Regions from separate parts of the Mus musculus genome. Here region 1 is linked to region 2. A link is a loop called in an ENCODE intact Hi-C map of the cell type or tissue named here. Cell type or tissue: heart. All regions are shown on one strand.

What was found. Hi-C counts contacts between places; a loop is a spot of excess contacts. Peaks named below come from ENCODE experiments on the same cell type or tissue, not always from the same donor. Only the 100,000 strongest peaks of a DNase experiment are listed, where the experiment ranks them.
Region 1: it touches region 2 in a loop (1.8-fold over the local background); 5 of 42 quality-filtered maps call a loop at or near these places.

Annotation. Positions count from the first base shown.
Region 1 is chr11:50,729,393-50,737,392 of GRCm38, reverse strand. It overlaps Adamts2 (a disintegrin-like and metallopeptidase (reprolysin type) with thrombospondin type 1 motif, 2), which reads right to left. Exons shown (of 22, transcript NM_175643.3): 4 at 25-227. Among named protein-coding and RNA genes, the nearest start is that of Gm39819, 36 kb to the right of the region's middle. In heart, CTCF peaks have their summits at 3,033 and 5,125 (motif pointing right); a DNase peak (open chromatin) is centred at 3,092; H3K27me3 peaks cover 408 bases.
Region 2 is chr11:50,669,000-50,676,999 of GRCm38, reverse strand. The region is part of intron 3 of Adamts2 (a disintegrin-like and metallopeptidase (reprolysin type) with thrombospondin type 1 motif, 2); the gene reads right to left. Among named protein-coding and RNA genes, the nearest start is that of Gm39819, 25 kb to the left of the region's middle. In heart, CTCF peaks have their summits at 3,250 (motif pointing left), 4,987 and 7,414 (motif pointing right); DNase peaks (open chromatin) are centred at 2,409, 3,949, 6,819, 7,299 and 4 weaker places; H3K27ac peaks cover 628 bases; H3K27me3 peaks cover 439 bases.

The DNA.
Region 1 (8,000 bases), 60 kb before region 2:
CTGCACCCCTGAGCCTTGACTCACAATGTTCATGAGTGTCAGCAGGTACTTCTGCACGTGCTCCTTCCCATGGAACTGGACCACCGAGTCATCCACACCCAGCAGGACCTCAATGTTGTAGTCATCGTCCGTGGCATGCCTGCGCACCCTCCGCCGTGAGCTGTTGATGCGCTCCTCCAGGACGCCTAGGGCTCTGCTGAGGCTGTCCAGGTTGCCCTGGGAGACTCCTGGAAGGAAAGGACACCTTCTTTGGTAGCCACCCATCACCCCTCACCCATTTGGGGCATTACAGAAAGACAGAACCCATTTGGGCACAACTCAGTTACCAGCCAGGTATCAGGATGGCGTTAGGGTGACCATTGTCTCATATAAAACTCACAGCACCCTAAATCTGGGGCATTGTGCCCATTTAGACGTCCAGAGAAGGGCAATAGTGACAAACGCTCCGTACTAACACCTCAGTGGTTTCAAGTCCAACCTTCACCCAGCACCAAGCAGAAAGCATCAAGGACCATGGTGATCTCCTGACACTGACAAAAGCACATTAGGGACAGACACAGAGGAAGCTCAGGAGTGATGTGGCAGTGCCAGCCTTTATCACACTTCCCTAAAAGGCTAAGAGCAACCCACTGTCTAAAGGCTGTTGCTACAGGATGGCATTGCCTCTTGCTATAAATGGGGAAGCTGAGACTCAGCCCAGGCAGTGAGTAGTGTCCAGTGTCCCCTCACTCCTAACTTTTCTCCCAGAACTCTCAACCTTTCAAGGACTCCAGTAGTCTGATATCTCTATGCTGGATCAGGACCTTCATGCCTGACCCCTTCTCCACCAGGGGAACTTTGCCCCCCACCCTGATCCTGATGGAATTGCTCAGGGATCTCTTCAGTCTGCCCCAGGAGGGAACTCCTGCCTACCCCCAAAAGGTCAGTACCTAGCTACACACCGATCAAGCTCAGAAGTAGAGCCTGAGAGATCTCAGCTGAGGGTAAAGGTCTGCAGTACCATCAAGACCAGAGCCCAAGATGCCACGCCCACAGCCTCTACCTGTCTGCATTGATTCCTGTCTGTTTCACACTGGTGAGACCAAACATCTGAGGGGAGCCACTTGTGAAGATACTAGGCAGCTCGGCATATGGTCCTGTTCCTGCTACCCAGCAAATCTCTCCACTCAGTCACATAGTGGACACCTTCAGTACAAATTACTCCATTTTACAGATAATAAACCCTGTGTGTGTAGGAAAACCAGACAGATACTTCATGCTCTGCAGCTTACCTTTAACATGGCAAACTTACAGTGTAATACACACACACACACACACACACACGCATGCATACACACACACATGTATGCACACATACACACTACCTATAACATGCATATAAACCTGTATACACCACCTATAACACACATATATATGTATATATATATATATACACACACCACCTATAACATATATATATGCACACACAATCTATAACATACATAAACCTCTATCTATCTATCTATCTATCTATCTATCTATCTATCTATCTATTTACTACCTATAACATGTATATAAACCTATATACACACACACTACCTATAACATATGTATATAAACCCATATACACATACAAACACTACCCATAACCTATGTGTGTGTGTATGTATATATATATATGTATATATATATACACATATATACATACATACATATATATATATGTACATATGTGTACTGGCTAGTTTTGTGTCAGCTTGACACAGGTGGAGTTATCACAGAAAAAGGAGCTTCAGTTGAGGAAATGCCTCCATGAGATCCAACTGTAAGGCATTTTCTCAATTAGTGATCAAGGGGGAAAGGCCCCTTTTGGGTGGGACCATCTCTGGGCTGGTAGTCTTGGTTCTATAAGAGAGCAGGCTGAGCAAGCCAGAGGAAGCAAGCCAGTAAAGAACATCCCTCCATGGCCTCTGCATCAGCTCCTGCTTCCTGACCTGTTTGAGTTCCAGTCCTGACTTCCTTGGTGATAAACAGCAGTATGGAATTGTAAGCTGAATAAATCCTTTCCTCCCCAACATATGTATGTGTGTGTGTGTGTGTGTGTGTGTGTGTGTGTGTGTATGTGTGTGGTGTACACACATACTACCTATAACATATGCATATAAACCTGTGTGTGCTGTGTGTGTGTCTATACACACACACACACACACACACACACACACACACACACACCATGCTGGCATAGACATATATATATATATATATATATATATATATATATATATACAGTTAAAACACACAACTACACATCTGAAGTGCATAGTCATATGCTCACATGTGCATGCAATGCACCCTTATGCACACATGCACAAATATGGAAGGTCCTGTTCAGGGCTACTCTAGGCACAGGGAATGGGTGAGCCCTGCAGGCAGGGCCCATGCAGAGCTGAGCGTTGCTCCAACTCGGCTGCCTGGAGATGATTCAGGGCCATCCTGATGCCTCCAGAGGAGCCGCCTGGGACTTCAACCTGACACAGGGCTTGAGGGATTGCTGATCTATTTTCATGCATTTATTTCTTTGCATTTTCAGCGCGCAGGGACAGCTCACCTTCAGAGCCACCTTGGGAAGCAAAGAAGATGGTAATTTCCATAGGAAAAAATCCTTCCCTGGGGAAGGAACTAGACACCACCTTCTGCCCTCATCTTGCTCAGGGTCACACAAAGGCAGCCCCAGGGAAACAACAGACTGAAGGGGTACTCCTTGGGGCCCCGAGGCACTTTTTAAAAATACCTAATTTGGTTGACAGCATTTGAAACTTGGAAGAATTCACATTGAAAATCACTGAGAACATCTAGCTTCTCTTGAGAAATTTAGAGATGGGGCCATCCTTGGGTCACCTAGGTGTACTGAGAGAGGGCATGCTGGGACCCAGGTCACCAGGCCACTTGCCAGCCTGATGACTTCTTGGGCCTTAAAGGTCTCAGAGGGTAGCCTTCTGACCCCACTCCCCAAGGCAGCACAGAATGACTCTGCTATGCATCGCCTGTAGTGGCCACTAGAGTCACCAGGAGGCTAGAATTGGTCTGAGGCATCTCTTGCAGCAGCAATGCCAAGCTGGCAGAGTTGTTTAGCCAAACCACGTGCGTCAGGCCCTTCCAAAGCAATGAGGCTTTATAAAGCTCTTTTGGAAATGCCAACTTCACCTCCAGCGTGGTAGTTATTGTTGCTGACATTACTCTTATCACAATGATTTTTTGTGGGGAGGGGGCCCCCCAATTTGCTCTCCTGTTTCTATGATAAAACACTGACTGAAAACAACCTGGGCAGGCAAGGGTTTTAGGCTATTATTGCGGAAGTCAAGGTAGGACCAGTCAGGAGGAGCTGAAGAGACGGCCATGGAGAGTCTCTGCTTACTGCCTTGCTTCCTGTTTCTGTTCATCTTGCTTCTTTACACAGCCTAGGGGTGGGTTGGGCTTCTCTCCATCATTTAGCAGTTCCACAGACCCATAGGCCAATCTGATGGAGACAATTCCTCAACTGTGATTCTCTCTTCCCAGTGTGTGAGGGACAACCAAGATTAGCTATCACAGGGATCCTGGGCATTATATTTTAGAACACCTTCTTCAAACCCCAGCCCTTGGTAGAGAACTCCCAAAACCCAGGATCAGGTAGATGGATCAGCTCTCCCTAAAAATCTGACTCCTTGTAACTTCAGGCCTGTTCCAGCTAGCTCAGCACACAGCAGTGGGGTCTGCTGCCCCCAGGCCTGGGACCACCTGAACCTTGCCCTACTGCCCTTTTGTGTCCCAGTGAGAGTTGGCATCCAGGCAGATACTCCACCTCATCAATCATGAAGACCACCCTTATTTTCCTCACAATGATCCTAACCTTAACACAAGCTAAACTCTGGCCCTGATATTCCTGCTTCTCCTAGGGAGCTCTGGCCAGCAACTAGTTCCTAAAAGGTCCTAGATCAACTTCCTAGTGACTACAGCTCTGGCCTTCAGGGCCTTCCCAGCCATACTGGGTTGCCAGCCTGACCTAATGACCTAATAACCTTTGCCCCACTTGGCCCTCGGCCCATAGTTCACATGACCTCATGTTCCATCCTCATTACTAATGCAGTCAGGGTGATGAACTTTGAATGCTGCCCATCTCCTGCTGAGGCAGGAGGATACCTGCTACCTGTAGTTTCTCTTTCCACTTTGGCAGCTCCCTCTCCCAGCAACACACACACACACACACACACACACACACACACACGGCGCCCCGGGAGGGGGAGGGTGTTGACAGATGTTAGAGAAAAGACAGAGGCCCCAGCAGCCATGCCTGGTTAGCTGACCCTCCCCTCTCCCATGTGTCTATCACTGGAGCCTATCTTTTGAATGAGTAAACAAAAGATAGTTGGTTCCTGGCATTTCCTTGCTTGGGGACCCTTCCAGATGGCATCTGGAGTTCTCTTTGCTTTGATAAAGATGACACAGCAGAAACCATGTCCAAGAGTCCTGACCTGAGAGTCTCTAGAAGGCAAAGGAAAGATGCTGAAAGCAGATCAACAGACTTGGGGAGAGGATAGGAGCAGGGGAGCTAAGTTCCTACCCAGACAAGCCTGAGGCAGCCACCACCCAGGGGAATGGGTGGTTGACATTGGGCAAGCCCACCTACATAAGCTCTGTACAGCAAGGGTGCTGAGCCCATGGACTGAGGTCTGCACCTTCGAGCATCCTCAGAGTGACCTCTAGGACAAAGACATGTGCACAGCCCTTCACAGTGATGAAACTGTGCTCGGTTCTCACTAAGAGGAGGGGCTCCTTGTTGTTCTCATTGCCCCTTGGCTTGTCCCTGAAAGGCCTCAAGAGCTGGAAGCAAGGTTCCCAACACAGAGTTATTGGGACGGCAGGATCTCGAGACATGGGGCCTAGAGGAGTAGTAATCATGTCACACGGGCTCCGGGCTCATTAAAGAATCAGTGGCATCGGGTGGAAGTGGGGCAGGGCTCTTGGGACTAGGTTATTCCTCCTGGGGACCAGCTGTTATTAAAGAGGGCATGTGGACCCTCATCTTGGCTTCTTCTCTTGTGCAGCAATCTCTTCCTCCGGAATATACTCTCTATGATGCCATTTGATATGTTGTGACACCGCCAGGGGGTGCTATCGCCAGAATGTTGCTTGAACTTTTCATTCCTCAGAATGGTGAGCAAAAACAAGCATCTTTCCTCAATAAGTAACCCAGGCTGAGGCATTTTGTGATAGTAGCCCAAAGTGGACTCAGACGATCAACAGGGAGCAATGAAAAAACAGAAAGATCGAGTCCACCAAGCTACATTGACAGTGACGGGGAGCTAGACCTGAGCCCAGGCCAAGATCCAGTCCTAGAATCTTTCCTTAGAGAGTGACGATTCTGAATCTGCTTCCCATGCTGAGTCTTCTGTTGGGGTGTGTTTGATCCCCCAACCCTGCCACTGTGCTGCTCACTCCTAGCACTCAGGAGATGCAAGCAAAAGGATAAGGAGTTCAAGGTTATTCTTGGCTACAGATGGTGGCAAGACCAGCCTGGGACACATGGGACCCTGTTTGTAGCAACAACAACGAGAATAATCATCCCTATTTCAGGAGTAGCATGATCTTGCAATAATAATACATGTCACAGCAATGTCTGGGTGTGTTCTCCAATATTGGTTTTTTGGTTTGGTTTGGTTTGGTTTGTCCTATTGCTCTTTGGATAGGGTCTTACTCTGTACCCCAGGCTGTCCTAGAACTTATTCTGTAGACCAGGATGTCTTTGAACTTCTACTTCTATCCCCTTTGTGATGGAATTAGAGACATGTACCACCACATCCAACCTTTCCAATATTATTGACATGGCCTAGGGGATACACCATGCTCCACCTGCACAAGGGCTGGTTCAGGAGAACCAAAATTGGTAGAAAAGACACTTGGTCTCTTGCCTATAAAGCAGAATGTGACAGGGCTGGTGACAGCCCTGTAGTGCAAGGATGCCTGAGGGCTTACGGGAGTCTGTGCAAGTCTATGTCAGTGCCTTTGCTGGGTTGGCCTCTTCACTTTTCTGCTCCTGCACTACATTAGCTCATGACCACACCCTGGAGGAGACTCCAGACTTCCCAGAGGGAAGGTAGCCAGTCTACGGTCTTGATGCCTGCCTTCTCACTGGGCTCAGAGGAGTGAAAGAGGAGGCCATTATTTAATCTCACTTTCAGCAGAGTTTGCCTCATACCTGGCCCATACGCCATATGATCAAGGCTCTGGCTCCAGCCTGTGTCATTGCTGGGAGATGGTGGCCTTGTAAAAGGAACTTAGGTTACCTGGAATGCATCCTTGGTGGGGCTGTTGGGATCCTGGCCCCTTCCTGACTCTCTATGATTCTCGGTGGCCATGGGATGAGCAGCTTCCTCCTCCACATGCTCCATGACATGAGCTGACACAGTATAGCCTGGACAACAGGCCAAGTGATGATGGCCCGAAACCCATGACCCCAAATCCTGCCCCCTTCACTCTGGTATTTGCCATCTTAATGCAAAGACTACTGATACAATCTCCATGTGTCACCTACATCGCCCTTATTAAACACTGGGGACAATATGAGGTAAATCAGGGCAGGGACTAAAACCTATAGACGTTTACTGTTTCATGACAGGAGAAGACTATCCTGTCCACTCTCCCAGGAATTATTCTGTTTCTCCCATTCATCCTGTGCCAGCTAGGATGTCTCCTCCTTAAGAAGACCCTTACTCCTTCCATCCTATGTTTTAAGACTCTCCTCTGAAGTGGAGATGTAAGGGTTCTTTGGAGAGTCAGTTGTGTTGGATGGTGTTTTCTGGGACAAACATGTGAAGGAGTGTTTTCCCGGAGCAGACACAGGAAAAAGGATGTTTTGCTAGAGCAAATATGTAAAAGGACATGTGATGAAGGATTCTTTGCTAACAACATGCATGCATTGGTCCTCCTTATGTTGTGTAGTTGAGCTATATTTTTCAGAACCTAGAAAGAACTGCATCCCAAAACTTCTGGTTGTGGCTTTTTTGCTGCTTCCACTGACTTGGGATGATTAACAGAGTGATGTTAGCTGAGACAGACTCAGGTAGAGTTTTGTTAAGTCAGACTCACATGATGTTTGGAGGGATATAAATAGAACTTGATGGACAGTGATGGTGGCAGAGCTGGGCTTGCTGGTACAGCTAGCTATACAATGGTTGTTGGTCTCTCATCTTCGCTGATCTTCACTTCACTGAGAGAGGCACAGCAGACAATTTCTCCTGGCATCCCTCCAGGTCCCTCCTGCTGACTTGTACAGAGGATGAGACCTGGGTGTCTCTCTGCTAGGTAGAGCCACCACTACTGATTCATATTTGCTATCCCAACTCTACCGAACTGGACTGCTGGTATATCCATAGTGTTTGTGAGTGGATTGAGCTGCCGTTGCTGACGCCTGGTTTCCGGATAACACAGACGGGAGTTGCTCCAAAGCACTCTTTCTAAATAGACACACCTCCCCTGCATTCTTTCTTTTCCACTACCTCTGGTGGGTGGTGGGCTACAAGGGAGGTTAAAGTGTTTAAAAACCATCATTAAAAATAGCGCTTGAAAAGGTTATACTCCTCCTTCAATCCTCCCCAAGACAGCATTCTTTTCCCTTCAGCAGGAGTGACAATTGTGAGCAGCTCTGACATCTTTTATAGATTCATAGTGGCACTTACTGCTTTTCCACCCTTGGATGAAGACCCCTCAAAGAGAGTGGCCATGGGTGGCCTCAGCTTCTCCAGTGCCCCATAGGAACCCTGGGGCTGGGAGGGTTTGGAGTTATGAAAGAGATGCAGTGGGAACCCAAGACCCAGCAGAAGGGCAGCTGGTGTAGAAAACGAGGCAGGTGCATGCAGGGACAGGAAGATAATATTGGTGGGTGGGAACAGGAGGAGAACATAGTGACAGGTGTTGAAGTGTGAACTGGAATAAGAGCGCTCTATAAATTACCTGCATGAGGGAAACCAAGACAAGAGGGACCA
Region 2 (8,000 bases):
ATGCTAGAGTGTAGCCTGACTTTGCTTAATGTTCATCCTCTGTGTGTGAAAGCTGGAATAGAAGACAGCATGCTGCAGTCTGCAAACCTGGGCAAGTCCTCCCTCGGTGAACTGCATTTGGAGTTAGGGGTGGTGACAGCTAAGCAGGAGGCCCAGGGCCAGGACAAGTGTTGCAAGCTGAAGGAACCATAGGGGCTAGAGCCCTGGGGCTCATGTGATCTCTGAGCTTCAAGACCTAGAATAAGTAGAGAAGCCAGATGAGGGGTCTGACCCTGTTTCCTATCTTCACCCTTTCCTGGCTCCATGATGCTCGAGCTTGAGATTGAGAGAGACAGGGTGAAAAATAAAGAAAATAAAAATAAAGCCCAAGAGGGGGAGGAGAGAAGCAGACATCAGCACCTCCACCTAAGTGCATGGCCTTTCCCCAGCTCAGAGCTCCTTTGGAGCCAAGTGCATAGTGCTGGTTGGGATTCATTTCAAAGAGAAATGGGTCAAGGAAAATTGGAAATTTTTATAGAAAACACTTCAGGCTTGGGGCTGCCTGAAGTGCCTGCTGTCCTGCGGAGAATCTGGGGAGGAATCGGGGCCTGTGGTCAGAGGTCTCCGGCTGCTCTGGGTGAGTCGCGTTCAGGTCTGGAGCCCCAGTCCTGTTTCTCAGCTGTGTCTACCTGTATTCTTCTGTCTTTGCCATCATGGTGGCTGACTTCAGGGCTGGTGTTGGACTCTCTGAGTCTCTCCTAAAGACACTTGTCCAGGAGCAGGCCATAGATGGCTTGCTGCCTACACCTCTGTAACACACAAAGCCCATCCACTTTACTTCAGAGAGAAGGTCTCACTGAGCTGGAAGCTTGTCAATTCACCTAGTCTATCACCAGCTTGCCTCAGGGATTCCTTATCTCCACCTCTGAGACACTTGCTTACAGGCCCGGTGACAGGTCCTCTTTGTGTTTTATATGGGTGCTGGGCTCTGGACTCCATTCCTCACACTTGTGGGGCATATATTTTATCAACCCAGCCATCTCCCGAGCCCTCCAAGATATGGTCTGAGTAGACCCAAAAAATTCTGTCCCCGGCACAAATGTTATTTGCATGCAGACTTATCCCCAGAGACATCACATCTCTTCCAGCAATTGCAATTGCTGTATTGGAGACCTGCAGAGAGCAGACCTGGTGAGCCAAAGGCCAGCATAACCACCAGACACGGCTAGCCTTATTAATTAAACTCCAGGCACACCTGTGAGGCGAAAGGCACTTCATTTCTGAGCTGTGTGCTGTCTGGAAACCAGCATGGTCACTGTGTACCGCCAGAAAAGCTCTTTGGGGGACATTTGCAACCCAAATCCAGGGCACATAAGGCAAAGCATCGATTCATTGTGTCTGGAGAAGAGACAGCAATAGAGAAGAGACAGTGAGGGCTGAGGGAACCTGAGGTTCCAAGACAACAACATCCCTAGAATCCTAACGCTGTAGCAAGACAGGGGCTCTGGACAAAGACATAAGGACGATTTCGACTCACCCCAACAGCTCAATGCTATACCTACTTAGAGATGGAGAAACTGAGTCACAGAGCAGTTGGACACCTTACCCAAGGCCCTATAATGAACCAGTCACTCAGCCAGACAGGACCTACCCATTTACACTCTCCCCTGCACCAAATTAGCTCTCACACGATGCCGATGTCGTGCCCTCCACTAAACTGCCCCCATGCTTGCTGGGGAGCAGCTGTAAAAGCAAGACAGCTCCTTCAAAAGACGCCAGTCATTTTCAAGAACTGCCTCTTGCATCTGAGTTGGGGCTACAGCCAAGCCAACACTGAGATTGTCATCCTCTAAATGACATTGGTCATCTATCCAAGAACCAAAGCAACAATCCAAGACTTCCCCAGGTCACTGTCTCCTGGTGGTCCTTAACCCTGAATCAGAACTCACTGATTCATAGAAGAAATGAGAAATGGGGTGTGGGTCCTGAGGCACAGATAAATTGAAACTGAAGGCAGAAGAGAGCAACCAAGCACACAGGACTGTCAGCACCAGTCAGGCAGGGTGCTAGGCATAGACTGCTATGAAGACTGACTCTCCCCCCACCCCACCCCCATCATATCTCTATTGAGAGATGAGGTGAGGCCTGAGCTGCCCCGTGCATGGCTATTGCCTTTATAGCCTCAGAAGAACTTACAGGGCAGCACTCCCACACCACAGACCCCAACCCAGGAGGCCAGCCAGACTAGGGGACTGGGCCCTGCCAACTCTGCTGACGTTCTGTCCCTAGACAACTCAGGGCCCCAGGGAATGTACAGCCTCGGGTTCTCCCAGAGCCAGTTCCCACCCACCCTTCCCAGCGTGAAGCCACGTCACCACCCTGGCATCTCCCAAAGTTTTCCCAAGGGCCCAGCCCTCGGGACAGGCACACTGCTGCCTCTGCCAAGGGTGTGCTCAGCTCTGAAATACGCCTTCCGGCGCCCAGGCCAGATGCCTCAGGTTTCACAATCAGTGCTTTCCTTGGGTCCCCAGGCTGCAGGAATGGGGTTGGGGACTGAGAGGGCACTGAGTACCAGATTCAGTGCTGTAAGCTGACCAACCGACACAACAGGGCATGGAAGAAAAGGGGTTACCACACAAAAGAGCCAGACCCCAGGGCTCTGGCAAGAAGTTCAAGAAATTCATTCAGACACAAAGGGTCCCGGTATGGATATATGAACCAAGGCCAGATCTCAGATTCAGTCCTAAGTCCAGCTCCAGCCAGAGCCCTCTCTTCACCTTCCTCTGCGACCCCAGGGTTCAACACTTAGATATGTGGCTTGAATCATTGGCCCCAGGGTGTCCACAATTTATTCCCCAGAATCCACCATTGTTACCACAGGAGATTAGATTGAGCACCTTGGGATGGGGAGGCTGTCCAAAATTATGTTAGAAGGCCCTAAAAGTCATCACAAATGCTTTCATAATGGTGAGAAAGAGGGAGACTTGTCTCCAGCAGAAGAGGAGGAAGTAATCTATGTGGTCACAGAGATCAGTATGATGTAGCCACAAGCCAAGGGAGGCCGGCAGCCACCAGGCAGATGGTGGAAGAGGCTGGAAAAGGCTCTCACAGACCCATCTTCTAATTCTGGACATCCCCCCCCCCCCCCCGCAGGGCTCTCGGAGATTATGCCATGCTGTTTAAGCCACTGAGTTTGTGATGTTATTGCAATTGCCTCAAAAGACTGAGTGTGGTCTGAACATCTATGTGCAGGGCCAAATGGCGCCCTCATCTGGTTGTCAGCAAGTCTGCACCCCCTCCCCACTGTACCTCCTCTCTGGTCTCTCAAATCTCCTTCCACGCTCCCCACGACCCAGACCTCACCTGTGCTGAGTCCCCTACCTAGACCTCACATGTATATGGAACTGAGTCTTGGTGAACTCCCTGCCTGGGAGTCCCTACACCTCCCTTCCCATCCAGAGGCTTATCCATACAGCCTTTACTCTATTCCCCTAACACCTCACTTCTACCCCACCCCTATGGCACCCCACCTCCAACCTCAAGCACACTGCAGCCTGAGCAGGCTTGCCAACATGCAGGATGCTCAGTCAGGTCCCCAGAGACCTTTTATGGCTGTCCCCTGCATACAGGACATTGTCTAGATCCTAGGTGAGCTGTAGCCATCACCTGCTCCCCCCCCCCTGCAAGCACCTGGGCATCAGCTCTGCCTCACCCGCACCCCAACCCCATCCCCACCCCCACTTCACCCTGCATGGCTCCCTGCAGCCTGGAAAACTCCGACCTGAACTCAAGGGAAGGTAACCCGATGACATCTAGTCAGGAGGGATTGGCTTCCCTGTCTAGGGGGAGGGCTGGCTGTGGGCCAGTCACTCGGCCACGTGGAGAAGCCAGTTGGTGCCTGTGCCTCATCCTCTCTCTCCAGGCCTGCCTTGGCAGCAGCAGGGCAAAGCAGCTCCCGTGGTGTGGAGTCACTTCTGCCCATCAGGGAGGACACCCAAGCCTGACAGCAGCGGGCAGAAGCTTGGCACCCGCTGCTTCTGGAGAGGAGGTGGCAGCCAAGGTCACTGGCACAGGACTGTCTGACTTCTTTCAGCCCTGGGGCAGTGTGTACAGCTTGGCTTGAGGGCACAGCAACCCAGAAGGAAGCAGGTCCCCAGGGCGGGAACCACCTGCCTCGTTTCCATTCTGAGGTATAGCCAGGGGTACCCCAGGGAAGCAGCCTAGTGGGGAAGACTGACACCGCTTCAGCCTCTGCATCTCAGAAGCCACGGCCAATGGGAGGGGCCTGTTTTATTTGGTCCATACTGTGCTTTTTTTTTCCCCCGAAATTTGAAGCCACATTTTAAAATGCCTAAGAATTCTCATAAAAAATGATCATCTGAATTCTCTTGGTGCTAATACATTCAACTGCTCCAGATCCATGAGGCTACCTATGAGACAGAGCAAGGTCAAGAGAAGTAAGGGGGAACCCCTGCTTCAAATAGGGTCTCTGGTTCCACCCTATGCCAGAGGCAAGGCGGGTACCATATGCCACACACTGCTACATCCATACTGCTGCTTTCATCTTTACAGAGATGTCTTGTTGTCTGTGTTTATAGTAGAAGGAGAGAAAGGAGATTGGGGGGTGTAGCTCAGGGGTAGGATGCTTGCATATCATGTATGAGGACCTGAGTTTAATCCACAGCACTGGGAGAGAATGGGGGAAAGGGATGAGAGCCAGGCCAAGGGTGGATGCTGTTTGCTGCTGTCTCATTGAAGGCCTCTGAATGTGTAGCTCTGGTCTTGATAGTGGGACACTGTGCAGACAGCTCTGTGTGTATGAAAGGGAGGTGGGGATATCGAGACTATGACACAGGGATCTTCACAGAATCCCAAGTGGAGACACAGCCTTCGGTGCCAACAGCAAGGCCAGCTGTTCTGTGTAAGTGGCCTCATCTGTCTGGCCTTCCCAGGTGCTGGGTGACATCTGCCTGAGGCAGGACCAGGTTGCTGCTGTGCATGGGTGCTCCACTGGAGTGCTGTCGTATACTGCTTCTCCGGCTCAGATTTCACTTTCTGCATGTAGCTGAAAGGGAGTTACTGAAGAGATGGAGTCCTGACTCCTGTGACCTGTCGCTGACACTTTCCAAGACAGAACAGTGCTTGGCAGATGTGATTAGATCAAGGACGTTGACGTAGGGGAGGTATACCTGGGTCACCCAGAGAAACTCAAATGGAATCAACCTTCCAAGAGGGAGAGGAGACGTAGGGAGAGTAGACATGTACACAGATAGAGAAGTGAATTCTGGCGACCTCTGAAGTGATGTGCCCTCAAGCCAAGGGCCTGAAGGGTCAACCAACACATTCTCTCCTACTATCTCCAGAGGCAGTGTGACCCAGCCCACATCTCCATTTCAGCTCAGTGACAGTGACCTCTGGTCTCCAAAAGTATGACATAATGTGTGTGTCTATCCAGCTAGGGCTCCACAGCTGTCTTAGGCTTAAGGGTGAGTTATGTGCCAAGATCACCCAGTTCCAAGCGCAGAGTGGGTCTTCTGGCCCAGTCAGGGCTTCAGCTGTTGTCCCCACTAGTGCTGCCTCCATAGTCAAAAACTTCAAAGACAACAGGTAGAAGCTGGGACAAGGTTCAAGGATGGACCCAGAACTCGAGTTTTTGTGACAGATAAGTTTTGCCTTCTCTGGGGTCTTGATTTTCATTGTCCTATCAATACTCATTAGGATGTCTTGAACCCATATGATGAGGTTGCCTTGGGGTAGACTCATAGCAGCCTGAGTTCTCACTGGGAGAGTATGGGCTTATAGCTCAGGACTGAGGCCTAGGGTTTAATTTTGGACAGTTTAATCTCTTCCAATGACCAGACCGCTATCTACTCCACCCTCTAGTCCAGCTTCACTGTAGCCTGGGCAGTTGGCCTTCTCCAGCCTGCATCAATCAGGTTCTCACCAGATCCCCTGCTTTGGTTTCATGCATCACTCTTTGGCTTCCTGCCTGAAGATGTAATCTCTTACTTCAGCATTCAATCCTGCCTCAGCCCACCAAGGATTCTCCAGAGACCTAACCAATAGGATCACCTGTCTTGACTTTCAGCCTCCAAAAGTGCCAGGTAAGTAAAACCCTTTTTTCTTTATAAAGTTACCCTGGCTCATGTATTTTATTATAATAACCAAAACATAATCTGGACTAATTAAGTCCCCTCGTGTCTGAGTCTACTGTGTGTCACTACAACAAAACACATGAGGTAGGAACTGAAGACTAGTTGGTCCCTGACATTCGCTGGCATTGTGTTAGCATCTTCATGCAAATCCCCTTGGATGGATTACAACAGTGGAGAGGCAGAAAGGCTGTGTGAAAGAGATGAAGCATGTGTGGTGAGCTCAGTTTATAAAAATCTGCACTGACAAGAATGAATTCAGTCCTGTGAGCCCCAACCAACGCCATGAGTCCCCCGATGAGAGCAAAGAGACTCCACAAGCTAGCCCCGCCTCCTAACAGGGGTGGGGGGAGTACCCAAGCTTCCAGCGGCTTTCAAGACACCACATAGCCTCTCCTATACATACACAAGCAAAGCCTTTGTAGTGAGCTCCTAGGTCCTGAGCCCATTAAGCTGTGCTGACTTGCTATACCCAGCCATGGGACACAGATTTTATAAGTCCCGCAACTGCCGCTCTGTGCTTTGTCAGGGCTCAAGCCGATGGAAAGCTGAACTGCCTGAGGTCACTCCGGGCCTTTGGCCCAGCTCTGGCCTAAACTGTCTGGACCCCCTCCAGTCAGTGAGTCGACCTTAGCCATTGGCCATTTGGGAACCATCAGACACATTCAGGGGAGACAGGGTCTCGTCATGCTGACACTGGATAGGAAGTCACAGAAGGGAGGCTTAGCCCACAGAGTATAGTTCTGTGATCTGAGGCTACGACCCAAGGCTCCCACCTACACTCACACAAAGCTTGCAGCCTTGCCTTCAGCCTTGGACAGAGGCTCTTCTCCTCCTCTGATGACTGATGGCCAAGCCCCACCCACCCCACCTTCCAGCCCAGCTTCATCCTGACCTGGGTAGTTGGCCGTATCCAGCACCATCTGGGGTCAGTAGTTTCTGGGCTGATTCTGAGTTTGAAATTCCTCTCCTGTGTTCTCAGTTCCAAGTTCTCATTAGGGATGTGTGTATAGGATCGGGAGGCAGAGGGATGACTCAATAGAAGATGCCAAAATGCTAAGCACAGTCCAAAAATCAAAACCAAGCCAGCTAGACCATTGGGGGAAGGGCTCTAGGGCAGGCAGATAAGCCTAATATGGAATCTGGGATTGGAGACACAGCCAAGGGCACCCAGCCAGCTCCACAGTGCCAGCTCCAACTCACCCTGCCTGAGCCCAGGAGTAGGGAGAATAAGGCCAGAACCATCCAGACTCTTCCAGTAGAGGCCAGCCTTACTGGAAGTGATATCAAGGCCAAAGTGGCCGGCCTTGAGCTCTCTGAGAGACAGACTTTTCTAACCCCTGTCAGTTGTTATAAGGAAACAAAAGCCAACTTTGTCCAAAAGCAGTTAGCTGGCAAGAGAACAAGACAGGGAGCAGGCCTTCCTCCAGGTCTGGGGTAATTCTTGTGAGCATTTTCTCTCCAGGCCCCCAGGGTTACTCTCATACAGACATCAAAAGGGTGAGAGTAAGACGAAGGCTTGGGGAATGCGGAGCAGGTAGCCCCCAGAAGCTGGGCTTGACAGCTAAGGTAGATGGCTATTCATTACCAGGGAAGAAGGGACAGCTAGAAATATTGATTATCTCCCGGGAACACCGGTGTCCCAGTGAACAATTCGTTTACCGAGCTACCTGACACGGTGCCTTAAAATTAGAATGGTGCCCTGCCAGGCTGTGCCCAATTGATCTGTCAAACCAGAGTGTGAGAGGGAAATAAAATAAATGAGCTAAGGCTGCCACAGAGTAGGGGGACGATTTCAATAAATCATAGCACAGGGAGGGCCTCGTCAGTCAGGGGCATCCAGGCTACTGACAAAAGGCCTGCAAATGG